Linked DNA regions of Homo sapiens: region 2 is linked to region 1. Evidence: read pairs that join two places in POLR2A ChIA-PET (ENCODE). Cell type or tissue: Panc1. All regions are shown on one strand. Each heading gives the region's core, and the rest is flanking DNA. Links, peaks and the distances in the headings are about the cores only. Region 1 has its middle 64 kb from the start of LINC02720. Region 2 has its middle 150 kb from the start of LINC02720.

Evidence for each region. Peaks named below come from ENCODE experiments on the same cell type or tissue, not always from the same donor. Only the 100,000 strongest peaks of a DNase experiment are listed, where the experiment ranks them.
Region 2: POLR2A ChIA-PET joins it to region 1 with 6 read pairs; 1 of 35 experiments calls an interaction of 5 or more read pairs at or near these places.

The regions. Positions count from the first base shown.
Region 1 is chr11:80,695,160-80,702,641 of GRCh38, reverse strand. No RefSeq gene overlaps it. Among named protein-coding and RNA genes, the nearest start is that of LINC02720, 64 kb to the left of the region's middle. In Panc1, for the core only: no CTCF peak of the experiment used is centred there; no DNase peak of the experiment used is centred there; H3K4me3 peaks cover 1,136 bases; H3K27ac peaks cover 2,947 bases.
Region 2 is chr11:80,607,602-80,615,083 of GRCh38, reverse strand. No RefSeq gene overlaps it. Among named protein-coding and RNA genes, the nearest start is that of LINC02720, 150 kb to the left of the region's middle. In Panc1, for the core only: no CTCF peak of the experiment used is centred there; no DNase peak of the experiment used is centred there; H3K27ac peaks cover 342 bases.

The sequences.
Region 1 (7,482 bases), core at 1,454-5,453:
ACTTTTTTTAGTGTTGGAGCTGAGACTATAAATCCCTATTTCCTTGGAGCACACTATCTCTTAGATGATTCATACATTTGATTTAGTAACTAAAAACCACGAACCTGTTTGCTTTAGCGATTTGACAGACAGACAACCTCTTCCACAAATATCCTACTTTTCTAAATGAAATTAATGGAATTAATTTCCCATGCCCTGTCCTCTGTGTCTGACTCTTAATGATTTTGTTAGGATGAGAAAGTTTGTAATTAACTACACAAACTAGGAGAGAGATGGGGTGAGTTAGAGCTGACTCACACTCTGGAGGTTGTGTATGGCTCTATGTACCTCTTAATACTTCTAATTCTCAAGGGTTGTAATTATCTCAAGATAGGTAAAACTATTTTTAGGAGACTTTTTTTTTCTTTCCTCACAAAAAGAAGCTCTTCCATCCCCAGACTGTTTGCTAAGCCATGAGACTAAGCACCAGCCTGTAATTTCTCTCTTCTCTCACCTCCCTTCTTCTGCTCTTCTCCTCTCTCTTAAACAGAAGTATAGAAATTGAGCCAATCTTGCAGTGTTCTTTTCATCCCTAAGAAAAAGATTCTCAAAACAAGCCAACAGATCAAATAAGCCACCTTAGGTTAAAATATTTTCAATTATTTACCCTTTGCTATAGTCTGAATATTTGTATCCCCTGCTGCCCAAATTTATATGTTAAAATCCTATCCCCCAAAATGATATTAGGAGGTTGGGCATTTAGGGATGTGATTAGATCACGAGGGCAGAACTCTCATGAATGGGCTGAGTAGCTTTACAAAAATGGCCCAGAGGAGTTCCTGTGCCCCTTTACTATGTGAGGACCCAGCAAGAAGTCAGTGGTCTGCAGAGAGGATCCTCACCAAAATCAGACTACACTAGCACTCTTATCTTGGACTTCCCAGCCTCCAGACTTGTGAGATACAAACTTCTGTTGTTTATAAGCCAACCAGTCTAAGATATTTTGTTATAGTTGCCCAAATAAACTAAGACATTACTTTATCCATTTATTTTCTGTGATGGCATTTCTCCTAACATTCTAGTCACTTTGAATTTTCATTTATATTAGCTTCATCCCATCTCTCTAAGGTATTTTTTATTATGCCCATTTTACATTGAGGAAAGTGAGATTCAGAGAGTTGTACCATGTGTTCAGAATCACATAGCTAGTAAGTGGTAGTGCTAGGTTTCCAAACTAATTCCTCTGGTTTCTAGTCTCAAGCTCTCTCCTAGTTTTCTGTGTCTGTGTTAAGATCATCTCGTTTAGAAGCTTCATTGAGAAGCCTTAATCGTTCCACATTTTAATATTACAACCAAGATAAGAATAATACCAAGAAGGTCAGAGTTGGTCTTGGGAAATCCGTAGTTTCTTCATGCTGCTCTACTCATGGGCTGGGATTTTTCTTGAACCTGACATAAGAATTGCTGATAATAGTACTTAAATGAACATCTATCATGAACATTCTTCAGGGGGTGTTTTGTTCTCAGTAAGTGGTCTGAAGAAGATTCCATGATTTCCTAGGCCAGTTTGATTATTGAGAAAATACATGATATCAGTCACTTCCACTTAATTATAAGCCAAAACAAAAGAAAACTCTCCCATTTTCTTAGAGATTTTAGTTTGGAAAGGACTCATTTTATTGGCACAACAATTCTATGTAGTGGGTACAACTGAGTACAGTTTTTAAATGAGCAAACTGAGTTTCCTTTCTCAGAGATATTTTTATTTAAAATAAGCTTCCTAATATTCAGATGAAAGTCTCTGTCTCCTGTTCTGTGAATTCCATTTACTGGTGAGCAACTGTAGAAATGACTAGGTTAAGTGCAGAAGCCCTTAAAATCATAACAAACTGTGGCTGTTTATATAACCTGTCTGTCATTATGGATTCTGGTAATATTGGTAGTAAAATGAAAGCAAATGTTGAAGCAAGAAAGACAGAGAGAGAGAGAGAGAAAGAGAGGAAGCTGAGTCAACAAACTTGAAAACAGAGATTCATAAAATCATTCACTCGATTAATGTTTATCACATGTCAAAAACTGGGCTAGGAACTTGTGATACAGTGGTTAATAAGACATTGTCTCTGCTTACACTCTAGAGGGAAACACAAACAAATAATTAATTATAACAATGTATGGTGAAGGATGACAAAGAAGTAAATATATGGACTCATAGAAATCCTTAGCTGGGTTTTCAACCCAAACTTGGGAACTGAGAAGTCGCCCTGTCACGCACGTCCATGTGAAGAGACCACCAAACAGGCTTTGTGTGAGCAATAAAGCTTTTGAATCACCTGGGTCAAAAAAGCAGTCAGCAAAGGGAGATGGGGTGGGGCAGTTTTATAGGATTTGGGTGGGTAGTGGAAAATTACAGTCGAAGGGGGTTGTTCTCTTGTGGGCAGGGGCGGGGGTCACAAGGTGCTCAGCTGGGGAGCTTCTGAGACTCATTGTCCAGGAGAAGGAATTTCACAAGATAATGTCATCAGTTAAGACAGGAACAGGCCATTTTCACTTCTTTTATGATTCTTCAGTTGCCTCAGGCCATCTGGATGTATACGTGCAGGCTTGGGCTCAGAGGCCTGACACACCCCTCCTTTTACAGACAAGGAAACTGTGTTTTAGAAAATGACACAGAGAGTACACCAACATAAGATATTGAGAGACAGGACTAGCTGGATTTCCTAGGCCAACTAAGAATTCCTAAGCCTAGCTGGGGAAGGAGACCGCACCCATCTTTAAACACCGGGCTTGTAAGTCAGCTCACACCCGACCTATCAGGTAGTAAAGAGGGCTCACTAAAATACCAATTAGGCTAAAAGCAGGAGGTAAAGAAATAGTCAAATCATCTATCGCCTGAGAGCACAGTGGGAGGGACAATGATTGGGATATAAAGCCAGGCATTTCTAGCCTGCAGTGGCAAGCCCCTTTGGGTCCCTTCCCGTTGCATGGGAGCTCTGTTTTCACTCTATTAAATCTTGCAACTGCACACTCTTCCGGTCTGTGTTTGTTCTGGCTGGAGCTGAGCTTTTGCTCGCCGTCCACCACTGCTGAGCACTGTTGTCGCAGACCTGTCTTTGATTTCCACCCCTCCGGATCCGGCAGGGTGTCCACTTCTGATCCAGCGAGGCGCCCACTGCTGCTCCCGATCAGGGCTAAAGGCTCGCCATTGTTCCCTCATGGCTAAGTGCCCAGGTTATTCCTAATTGAGCTGAACACTAGTCGCTGGGTTCCACAGTTCCTTTCCATGACCCACAGCTTCTAATAGAGCTATAACACTCACTGCATGGCCCGAGGTTCCATTCCTTGAAATCTGTGAGGCCAAGAACCCCAGGTCAGAGAACAAAAGGCTTGCTCCCATCTTGGGAGTAGCCGGCCCTCATCTTGGGAGCGCTAAGAACAAAGACCCCCAGATAACAATATCTGGTATTTATGTTACTGGACCATAAGTTATATAGATGTTAAAGCTGGGAATTTAAGTTTGTTACTCATTCTAAGTCACTTTTACCCTGGTGCTTAAAAGTTTAGACCTTGTTTCATGGGCATAATGGAACTTCCAAAATTTCTGAAAATCCCAGTAGCATGGCTCTACTGCTACATGCTCTGGTTTCTAAATTCTATCCCTAGTTAAATAAATGCAGAAGTAGTCAGTGGTCAAAGCTAGTTTCAATACTAGGTCTTCTTTCTCCATCTACTGCTCTTTGAGCTCTACGATTTATCCTAGCCCAGTGACTCTCAACTGGGTGTGATTTTGCCCCCCAGGGCACATTTGGCAATGTCTGGTAATATTCTTGTGATCACAACACAGGGTGGGGTAGAGGTGCCATTTGCATTGAGTAATTTAGCAAGGGAAGCCAAGAATGCAGCCAAACATGCAATAATGCACAGGACAGCCTCCACAAAAATGACTGGCCAGTCTGAAATATATAATTAATGAAAGAAAAGGTAAAAGAAAGTTTTATTCTGTTAATGTATATTTTATGATAACTAGAGCATTATGCCAATATTCAAATCAACATCTGTTGAAAAGATTTATGTGGAAGCTGATATATACACATATATATCAGTAGTATGGGTTGGTTCTGCTTTAGTTTGTTTTATTATTTTTTTCTTTTGGAATACATATATTACAGTGCCTAGCACAGTATGCAACACATATCAGGCCCTTTATATATATTTCTTGAATGAATAAAGCATTATTGGATAAATAATTATTATTGAGTGTCTACTACTCTTTAGCCAATTTATATATTTGCTCCCTAAATTTAAAAATAATCATTCAAAGAAGGTAATATCATCTGCACTTTTTTTTTTTTTTTTTTTTTTTTTTTAGAGACAGGGTTTTGCTCTTTCGCCCAGGCTGGAGTGATGTGGTGCAATCGCAGCTCACTGCAACCTCTGCCCTTGGATTCAAGCGGTTCTCCTGACTCAGCATCCCAAGTAGCTGGGATTACAGGGATTACAGGTCCCCGCCATCATGCCCAGCTAATTTTTGTATTTTTGGTAGAGACAGGGTTTTGCCATGTTGGCAGTCTTGTGTCGAACTCTGACATCAGTGGGTCTGCCCACCTCAGCCTGCCAAAGTGCTAGGATTACAGGCATGGGCCACCGCACCGGCCCATCTGCACTTTTTTTTTTTTTTTTCCGAAGTGAAAGTAAGTTTATTAAAAAGTAAAGGAAAAAAAGAATGGCTGCTCTATAGACAGAGCAGCCCCATATGCACTTTTAAGATTTAGTTTTATATCCCTAAAAGTAGCTACATTGCTCTTGGAATTTCTCCAAAATTTGGGGAACTGATAAAAAGAGTTCCTGACGATTTCCTGGAAGACTGTTTTGTGTATTAACCATTACAAAAAGTAGTTGCTAGGTCAGGTGCAGTGGCTCATGCCTGTAATCCCAGCACTTTGAGAAGCCAAGGCAGGTGGATCACGAGGTCAGGAGATAGAGGCCATCCTGGCCAACATGGTTAAACCCTGTCTCGACTAAAAATACAAAAATTAGCTGGGCATGGTGGTACACGCCTGTAGTCCCAGCTACTTGGGAGGCTGAGGCAGGAGAATCGCTTGAACCAGGAGGTGGAGGTTGCAGTGAGCTGAGATCACGCCACTGCATTCCAGTCTGGGGGATAGAGCGAGACTCCGTATCAAAAAAAAAAAAAAAAAAGTAGTTGCTAGATCTACAGAATCTAGAAAGTTGTACAGCATTAGTATTTTTTTTTAACTAACGCTTATTGGTTTACTGCTACCATAAATATTTGTTTCTTTAAAATTTATACAAAATTGGACTTCACTACCCTTACTCTCATTTAAAGTGTATCTCCACTGTGATTTTGGACTCAGAGCCTCTCCCACGACCAAAAATGTTAAAAAAATAAACAAAACCCCTAGAGTTTGTGACATTTCTTTTTGGAATACTTTCCTCATTTGCCAAATTCTTGTTTACTTTCAAGTTCTTTCTCTGTGTAAAATCAGATTGCAAAACATGAATATAATAGGACAATTTAACTTTAGCTTCTTACAAAAATGACTTTAAATATTGGATAAATGGGTTTTGGTGTGTGAATTTGTGTTTGTGCCATACGCGCACTCTAAAAGCATTTATTTGGATAATATTTTGGTGCTTTTATTTTAAGAAGCATTAGAGGTAGATGTTATTCCTCATTTTATCAAATAGTTTTCAATTTTAAGGAGAATGGGGACTAATGGTAGGTTTTGATAAGTATTAAACACCAGCTCTGTACCAAGACTTGTGCTGGGTACTTTAGGTTCATGTATATTTTCATTTTTTTAATAAGCATGTATGAAATATGTTACTGTTTGAGCTTTAGAGATGAAGTTAAGAAATGAGTAGTCAATAAGCATATAAAATATGCTCAACTTCATTAGAAATAAGGTAAATTCATATTACAATGACAATGAACATTTTATCCATCAGATTTAAAGAAATTAAGATATCCAACTGTTGTCTAGAATGTGGAGCAATAAGGACTGCAGGTAAAAATGTAAATTGGCATTAACATTCTGGAAAACAGTTTGATATTATCTAGAAAAGTAAAAAATTGTGGGTGCTTGCAGGGATAATTTTTTTTATCAGTGCTTCATTGTGATTAATCCAATATGAGTACCTGTTGTGCTGTCCATCGGGCCTGATTGTTGGGGACGGGATTTATATACTTTTGACCCAGCAATCACTCTTCTAAGAATGTACCCTGTAGATACTTTCACACATGTGCACCAGGAGAAATAGACAAGAATGTTCATAGAAGCATTTTTTTAAAATAGCAAAACAAAACAAAACTGGAGAAAAAAACCAAAATGATTATTGCAGTCAAATGATGAAGTAAATTGTCTTATTATAGTTACATACAGAATGCTACACAATAGTGAAAATTACTGAACTACAGTTAAATGCATCTAACGGGATAAATCTCAAACTCAAAATTGGGTGTAAAAAGAAATTTGTAGAAAAATGTGTTTTGTATGATTATATGTATGTAAATTTCATAAACACAAACACTTAAACCATGTCTTGCTTAGGATACACAGTTCAGGGGAAAACTCTACAGTAAGGGAATGGCTACTCTAAAAATTCAGAAGCTTGATTATTTCTGAGAGTAGGAGGAGCACAGGGGCTGGGACCTGCAGGAGACATCCAGGGTCTCCAATGGTATTGGTCACGTTTTGTTTCTAAAGTTAGGTGAATCTGGAATTATGTTGGCATTATTATTTTTTCTTCCAACTGCATTACATATGCTCTTTTGAATTAGTTGTTAGACACAAACTAGTTTTACTGAGGTGAGCCTTAGAATGGTAGAATAATCTATCCAAGTTTATGCATGGAAAAGGCCCTATCCAGGACTGTGTAATCCAGAGGCCATGCTCCTCCATTTCATTTTTGGCTCTGCCCAAGGTGAAATTCTCCTGGTGCAGGACACAGGAAGAAATTGCCTCTTTTGATGATCATCTTATTTTCTTTTATCAGTGAAGGCTATGAGCCACGAAGTGTCTTTCTTTTTTAACTTTGCCACCAGAAAAATTCATTCTAATGTAAATGTTCATTTACAGAAATTAACTTATCATAAACATTTAGCCCCTATATTTTCCCTCTTGAAGTGATTTCTGATTTCTCACCTTAGGAATTGATTCATTGCAAAAATCTTATTTCATATATAGTCTAATATTGCAAATGATCTAAAAGATTTTCTTTTGATTAGTGAATTGATATTTTACACAAGAAAACAAATAATTTAAAGCCATTACATTTTCTTTAAAGATACAACCTATTACCTTAAAGGCAGAATCCATTAAGTTCCTTTATTTTTCTTTCAATCTTTCTATAAGTCTAGCATGGATCTAAAACCAGTAAGTCCTCAATTTGGGATAAAACAGGTGTACAGAATTTGTCCTGAGAAAATGTACATATGCCAGCTGCAGTTTTACCTTTGGAGAATATGCCAAGTTGGTAAACACA
Region 2 (7,482 bases), core at 1,681-5,680, 88 kb after region 1:
TACGAATTCTAGATGTATCACCTACATCATATCACTTGACTGACTTCTCAGGGTCTCAGTGCTTCATCAATAAAATGAGAAGGCTAGGCTCAAGCTGTGTATCTCAAACTTGGCTGTGTGTTGGAATCACCTTATCACTATTGTTAATTTTGTAAAATTGTACATGGCATGATAACTACACCTTAAAAAATGTGGTACATATATACGATGAAATACTATGCAGCCATAAAAAAGAATGAGATTATGTCTTTACAACAACATGGATGAAGCTGAAGGCCATTTTCCTAAGCAAATTAAGCAGAAACAGAAAGCCAAATACGACGTGTTCTCATTTATAAGTGGAGCTAAGCATTGAGCACACATGGACACAAAGAAAGGAAAAAAAACCACCAGGGCCCCCTTACGGGTGGAGGGTGCGAGGAGGGTAAGGATTGAAAAAACTAACTATTGGGTATTATGCTCATTAACTGGATAACAAAATTATCTGTATATCAAACCCCCACCATGTGCAATTTACTCATGGCAAAAGCACCCCTTGAACATAAAAGCTGATGAGAAAAAATAAATAAAAGAGACATAAGAAGCAAAAAAAAAAAAAAAAAAGAATTCATTTTCAGTAAGTGATACATACTGAAATACTCGTGTTCATTTATATCATTCCTTAGATTTGGTTTAAAATAGCATTTTTTTAAAATGTAGTGAGAGATGAACAAGACTGGTAAAATGTCAACAACTGTCGAAGCTAAGTAAAGAGATATTCTAGTATTCAGTCCATTTTTGTGTGTGGCTAAAGAAGTTTATGTAAAAAGTTTAGAAAATCACTTAGTAATCTATTAAAATACTTATGCGTAAGCCAAACCCTCAGAAATTTTAATTCAATTATTGAAGGTAAAAGGGTAGCTATGACTTAAGTATAAGTATCGTCTAGAAAGTTACTCAGGTGGTTCTAACAGGATGTCAAGATTAAATATTTGCCTGGAATTCTAGATAACTTATATGGTTTCTTCTAAATATAGCTCTATAGATACCAACACTTTTAGAAAAAGACACTATTTGGCTTCATCCACTGGTATGAGAGGAAACAGTCCACACTTAAAGGGGAGTGTTTTTGGGACCCAGTGCAACTTACCATAAAAGCCTTCCATCACCTTTCAAAACCCTGGCTTTCTTATCCATGACTTGAAAGAAACGAACTCAGTCAAACTCTAATCACTTGATAAAAGCTGTAGCCCCAGGGGAAGATGAGAGAAGACAGCTGGTACATCTGGCTAAACTCAATTATAGCTGAGATATATTAGTCCATGCTCTCCCTGTGCTTTGTATAGGCCTGAAAAAGAAAGACATCTAGACATTGGGGTTTTCCATCTTCTTCTCACTCCTTTAAATGAGCCGAATAGTCAACTAAGATTATACTTTTGGATTCCTGCATATATACATTCATCTTTTTTATTCATTCACTTATCTCATTATTTATACATTTTTTGAGTAATTGCTATAAGTTAGGTTCTTGTCAATATTTTTAATGAGGAAATAAAGTAAAAGGAACGGACATGTCTTAAATGTACTGGATTAAGCCTTGTACACATGCCATTACTTTTATTCATTTATTTATTTATTTTTTGTTTGTTTGTTTGTTTTTGAGACAGATTCTTGCTCAGTCACTCAGGCCCAATCTCTGCTCACTGCACCCTCTGCCTCCCAGCTTCAAGTGATTCTCTTGCCTCAGCCTCCCAAGTAGCTGGGTTTTGTAGTCCAAAAAGTTTTGTATTTTTAGTAGAGATGTGGTTTCACCGTGTTGGCCAGGCTGGTCTCAAAATCCTGGCCTCAAGTGATGCACCTGTCTCAACCTCCTAAATTGCTGGGATTACAGTTGTGAGCCACCGTGCCTGGCTGCCATTACTTTTAGTATCAACAAAAATATAGTAAAATATTATAGCTATATCCAATCTTCAGATGGAAACCAAGGATTAGACAGATTGAGTAATTTTTCCAAGGTAACAGAAGCAGCAAATGGAAAAGCTGGAATGTGAACCCACATCTGTATCATCCTCTGGAGCTGGACTATCAACATCCCTACAGTTGTAGAGAAACAGTCTTTGCACTGTTTTCTTAACTTTTCATTTCTTTTCTTCCTTCCCTCTCCTGCTCTCTCTCCTTCTTCCTCCCTCCTTTCTTCACTCTTGTTACTCTCTATTCTTTGTTATTTATTTCTTAAAAATCTTCATCTGGTCTCTTAACTCCATCTTCTCTGAAACCTTTTACTCATGAGCCCATTTTTTGATGCTTCTTTATCCTCTCTCTAATTCCGCAGCCTCTCTTTTCAATTCTAGTCCCTTACTAGCAACCAGTGCAGAATTCTACTTGTATCTGCTGCCAAATTATTTGAATAATAAGAAATACAAGACTCTTAGAAAATCAGACAGGGCAAATTCAAGGAATAAAGAAACAGTTTGAAATGGAAATGAGCCTGAGTTTTGATTGCTCAGCAGAAGGATGTGCCTTGTGGTTCTGAATAAGAACAGTATTTCTACACTTGCCTCTACAGAAAAAAAAAATAAAGAAAAAAAAAGAAAAGTCACACGATTAGTGAAAGTTCCCCCCAGCTGGCAATCCCAGACTTTATTTCTTGCCTGGCCCTTGGTCTCATGAAGAAATAGCTTTAACTACTGTGTCACCAATGTTTCAAAGGTGGTTTAAGGAATTAGCCCTCTGTCCTTGGTCAGCTGGGCAGCATGGGTAGGACTGGAACTCCAGACTATAGTACTATCTTTTCATCTCCATGTGCTTGTAAAGGTTATCATGTGCCTCCAGACATGAAAATGGTTGGAGGCACCTCTGTAAGTTTGTTTTTATATTTTGATTTATTTTCTACTATTTGTCTTCTGTAAAATATTTAATGTAATTAACCACTCACAATTTGGGGATTTTTGTTTTTGTTTGTGCTTTTAAAAAATTTTCCCTTTCATTTTTTAATATGTTAGTGTAAATAGATATCACAGATATTTTTAAAAAGCAGACCTAATGTACAGCTTAATGAATTATCACAAGGTGAATATCCTTGTAACCACCACCCAAGTTAAGAAATAAAACTTTTTTTTTTTTTTGAGACTAAGTCCCACTCTGTTGCCTAGGCTGGAGTGTAGTGGCGTGATCTCGGCTCACTGCAACCTCTACCTCCCAGGTTCAAGCGATTATCTGCCTCAGCCTCTCGAGTAGCTGGGATTACATGCGCCTGCCACCATGCCCGGCTAAATTTTTTTTTTTTTTTTGTATTTTTAGCAGAGATGGGGTTTCACCATCTTGGCCAGGCTGGTCTTGAACTCTTGACCTCATGATCCACCCACCTCGGCCTCCCAAAGTTCTGGGATTACAGGTGTGAGCCACCGCGCCCAGCTGAAATAAAACTTTTAAAGCCACTCTGGATCTTCTAGAGAGCAGCAGATATATAGGTTGTTTATATTGTGCCTGTACTACTTTATAAATAGGGGAAAATATTGTAACATAGGGTAAAATTTGTTCTGTTATGTATTTACTTCTGATCTGTTGCTTCTGTAAATTTACCTAAACTATCATCTGAAGGGTGATTCTTGATGTGTGCACTTTCATGAGAGTTTTAGCATATAAGTGAGCTCAGTGAAATTTGAGATTATGGTTGTCTGGTTCAAAGTTCTATCCCAATGCTTATCACATAATCTGATACATTACACACACATAATCAATAATCTGACCATATGTCAGACATAATTTCCTACTCCTAAATATTTATTCATGCCCAAGATATTTACTGGTGAGATCTAGTCTGTGCTTGACCCTGTCCTAGGTGTCAGGGGTACAAAAATACCTAAGATATTATCTCTGTCCCAAGGAGTTCACTCTCCTCGGAGTAATAAATGTGCAAGCAAATAATTACAATGAATAATTACTGTAAGTGCTATAAGACCAAGTGAGATACTCACATAAAGGAAATATTGTGTGATTCTTCTGGGAAAGTTACATGAGTGGTATTTAAGATAGATGATGAAACATGAATAACAGTATGCAAAGCTGAGCAAAGTGAACTATATATTCCAGGGAAATTGGAGTATGTGCCAAGTGATGAAGATGTGAAACCACCTCACATGTCCTGGGAACCACATGTAGTTGAATACTGTTTATATGTTGTACGTTAAGGTTAGAAGTGTGAAGTAGGCCGAAAAAAATATGTTGAAGACAAAACCCGGAGTTCTCTTCCGCCATCGTAAGAAATTTGCTTTAAATGATATTAGCAACTGGACCTGTCAAGGGCTTGCACGCAGAGGAGTGATATGGTCAGGTTTGCCTTTTAGAAAACTCACTTGAGCGTCAATAACAAATGAACTGAAGAGGCTTGAGTGAGAGACAGGGAGAGGCACATAGTAGCTGCAGTTTGTTTGGAGAACTGAACAATTACTCTGCGTGTGTGAGAAGATCATAGATTCTGGAAAGGTTCAGAACAGAGGAGGAGCAACTTTTAAGGCTAAGTGGATGAGTGGAGAAAGGGGGAGGATTTGTGGATAACTCAGGAATCTCCTGACAAAGTTAAAAGCCTATAATTTCCCTACCATATATTTTCTTTCTTCTGTGTTGTTTGGCTAGAGATAAAAATATTATAGTCTTAGGAAAAATCCTATCAGTGGAAATGAGAATTTTAAATAAAATCTAATCAAGTTCATAATTTGCCACAGCTGAGAAGATTTGTGTCAAAGCCACTACTTTCTGGTTAACTTCTTGTCTTCAGTCAGAAGAGCACTATTGGTGGAGTTTTATTGTGTTTTCTGAATGAACTTAGCTGTCTACAGGCCATAACTATGAGATTCTGAATAGTCACTCCATCACTTTCCCATGGGCAGAACTGAGCTTGGGTTCAGTGGAGGGAGGTGGTACCATGGCATTATACCTGGATGTCCCCTCTGCAAAGTGAAATAGCATAAATAGTGTGGTGGGAGCAATCACGCAAAAAGGCCTGGGTTCAAATTCAGATTTGGCTACTTAGAACTGTTCCTTAACTATTATGAGCTTCCATAGACTCATCCATAGAATGGATGGTAATATCCATCACACAGGGGTCTTTGTGAAGCTATTGTGATGGCTGTAGTAAGATATTGCACATAGGGTATTATGCCTAGCACCACGTGAGTGTCCTGTGGTGAACAGTATTGACACATTTAATCTCTCAATAATAGTTTGAGGTATTAATACTTCCATTTTACAGACGTGGAAACTGAGACAATGAGGTGTATTCACTTAAGACTACACAAAGGAGGAAGTGGAAGAATAGGTTTTAAACCCAGCTATGAAAGATGGCTGGCAAACTCTCATTTTGTCAAGAGTAGTAGCTCCTAACATCTTAGACTTTTGGCAAAGTGAAGCTGGTTGTTTTTCTAATTTGGACTGTAAATACTCATGATGCTAAAACGGAAGAAGCATTGGTAGGATATATAGGAATACACTGGAGTTGAAAGAAGAGAGAGAAAAAAACAGAGGGAGAAAGAGAAGGAGTGGGAAAAGAAAAAAGGAAGGAGGTGAGGGAAGAGAAGGGAAGGGTGGGAAGGGGAGGGGAGGGGAGGGGACCTTACAGAGAAATAGTATCCAGTGTGAATTGGCAAGGCACTTGTTAATTCTTTTAATCCACTAGTAGGTTGGTGTCAGCTCCTAGGAAGGATCCATAGCCTTTGATGATGATAATTTTCACCTGGGGATTTTTTTTAACCCTGCAGGGAATGTCCAGTTTGCTTAAGGGACTCTCATTCCTGGCTGTCGTTACGAGGAGAAATATAGCTGTGGGATATGTATGTCTATAAGTGTGGATATACACATACACTCACTCTCTTACACAAACGCACACACATGAATGCTGTGAAGCTTATACAGGAAAGTAAGAGTGCTCTGGCCCCACTGCTATCTGTGCTTTCTCCCTGACCCTGGTTTACTTCAAGAAGTCTGCTAATTACAATTCTGAATCTAAATTGATACAATTATACAGGCTTTTCTTGATTTAATTTAATTACATCTATCAGTTTTTTCTGTGAGAAGACTAGCCAAATTTTCATAACTCTATTATCCCACTTAATTTTTACAAGAAAAATTTTTTGCATAGTGTTTGTCTTTACATAAATAGAACAATTCAACTTTCCTTCTTGTTTATTTAGCTTTAAATAGCATCTCATGAATCTCCATCGATGTATGTACCTCATCCCTCATCCTCACCTTCTAGCTTCCTCTAGTCTTCTGGGAGCAGTGCCTTTTCTTTTAAGCCATCAAGGCTGAAGACATCTGTATCTTGGTAAACACATTTGTATTTTCTATCTTGTGTCCTTATATTGACATAAAAAATAAAAACCAATAAACATTTCTTATTTGACAACATAAACGTCCCTCACTGTCAAGCCGAGTAGTTGTGCTTTCATTTTATTTTCTTCTTTTTCCGTTGACTATTACTCTGCTTTTGCCACTTAAAAAAAGTTCTTCCTATCTCGGTCAAAGGTTTATCTTTTATTATCTTCCACCAATAGCTAAAAATCATGACATATTGCATCTGCTTCAACTGTAACTCATGTCCTTTGTGGGAGAAATACACCACTGGGATGTAGACTGTGGGCTCTGGGGTGAATTACAATGGGTTCTTGTCCTGACCGTGAGGTTAACTTCGTGCCCTTGAGGAACTCTGTGCTTCAGCTTCTTCATATTTTAAATGTGGGCAGGAGCAGCCCAAATATGTAGTATTGTCAGGAGGGTTAGATGAAATGTGTACAAAGGACTTCACATAGTTGGACACATAGTAAACACTGCATAAATGTCTTTTATTATAACATTGTATAGAAGTTTTTAATTATTTTTCAGTGGAAGGAGCATTTGCCTAATTTACCACGTCACTAACATTATCTAACTCTTCAGTCATTGTGTTGCTTGGACTCTATTTGTTTCAACTTTTTGAAAACATATTTTTGGATTTCTAATTCTAATTTGGACTACTGCTGTTTTACATGCTTTACAACTGCCTTTTTCAGCTCTTTCAGGCAATCCACTCTTTCATAGTGGTCCACTTCCCAGTACTTTGTTCTCCCCCCTAGTTTGTTATGTTCACCAGCAGAGGTTCACCCATGCTCCCTGATCCTACAGTTTGTGGAATCTACCCACTGACAGTCCTTTCTAGTCTCTTCACTGTTGCTGCTTTAATTTATTCCTTTCACTTTACTGAGTTATCTAGAACACATTGTACTTGTTTCATGATTCAGATATAAACAATCTCCTGTAATCCTCATAGAAAGCCCAACATGTAAGTGCTATGATTTCCATTTTGGGGATGGAAAACTGAGGCACATAGGGAGTCAGAAACTTGCTTAGGTGGGGAGTGGTGGCCCATGTTTATAATCCCAGCACTTTGGAAGGCTGAGGCAGGAGGATCACTTGAGCTTAGGTGTTTGAGATAAGCCTGGGCAACATAGTGAGACCGCATCTCTACAA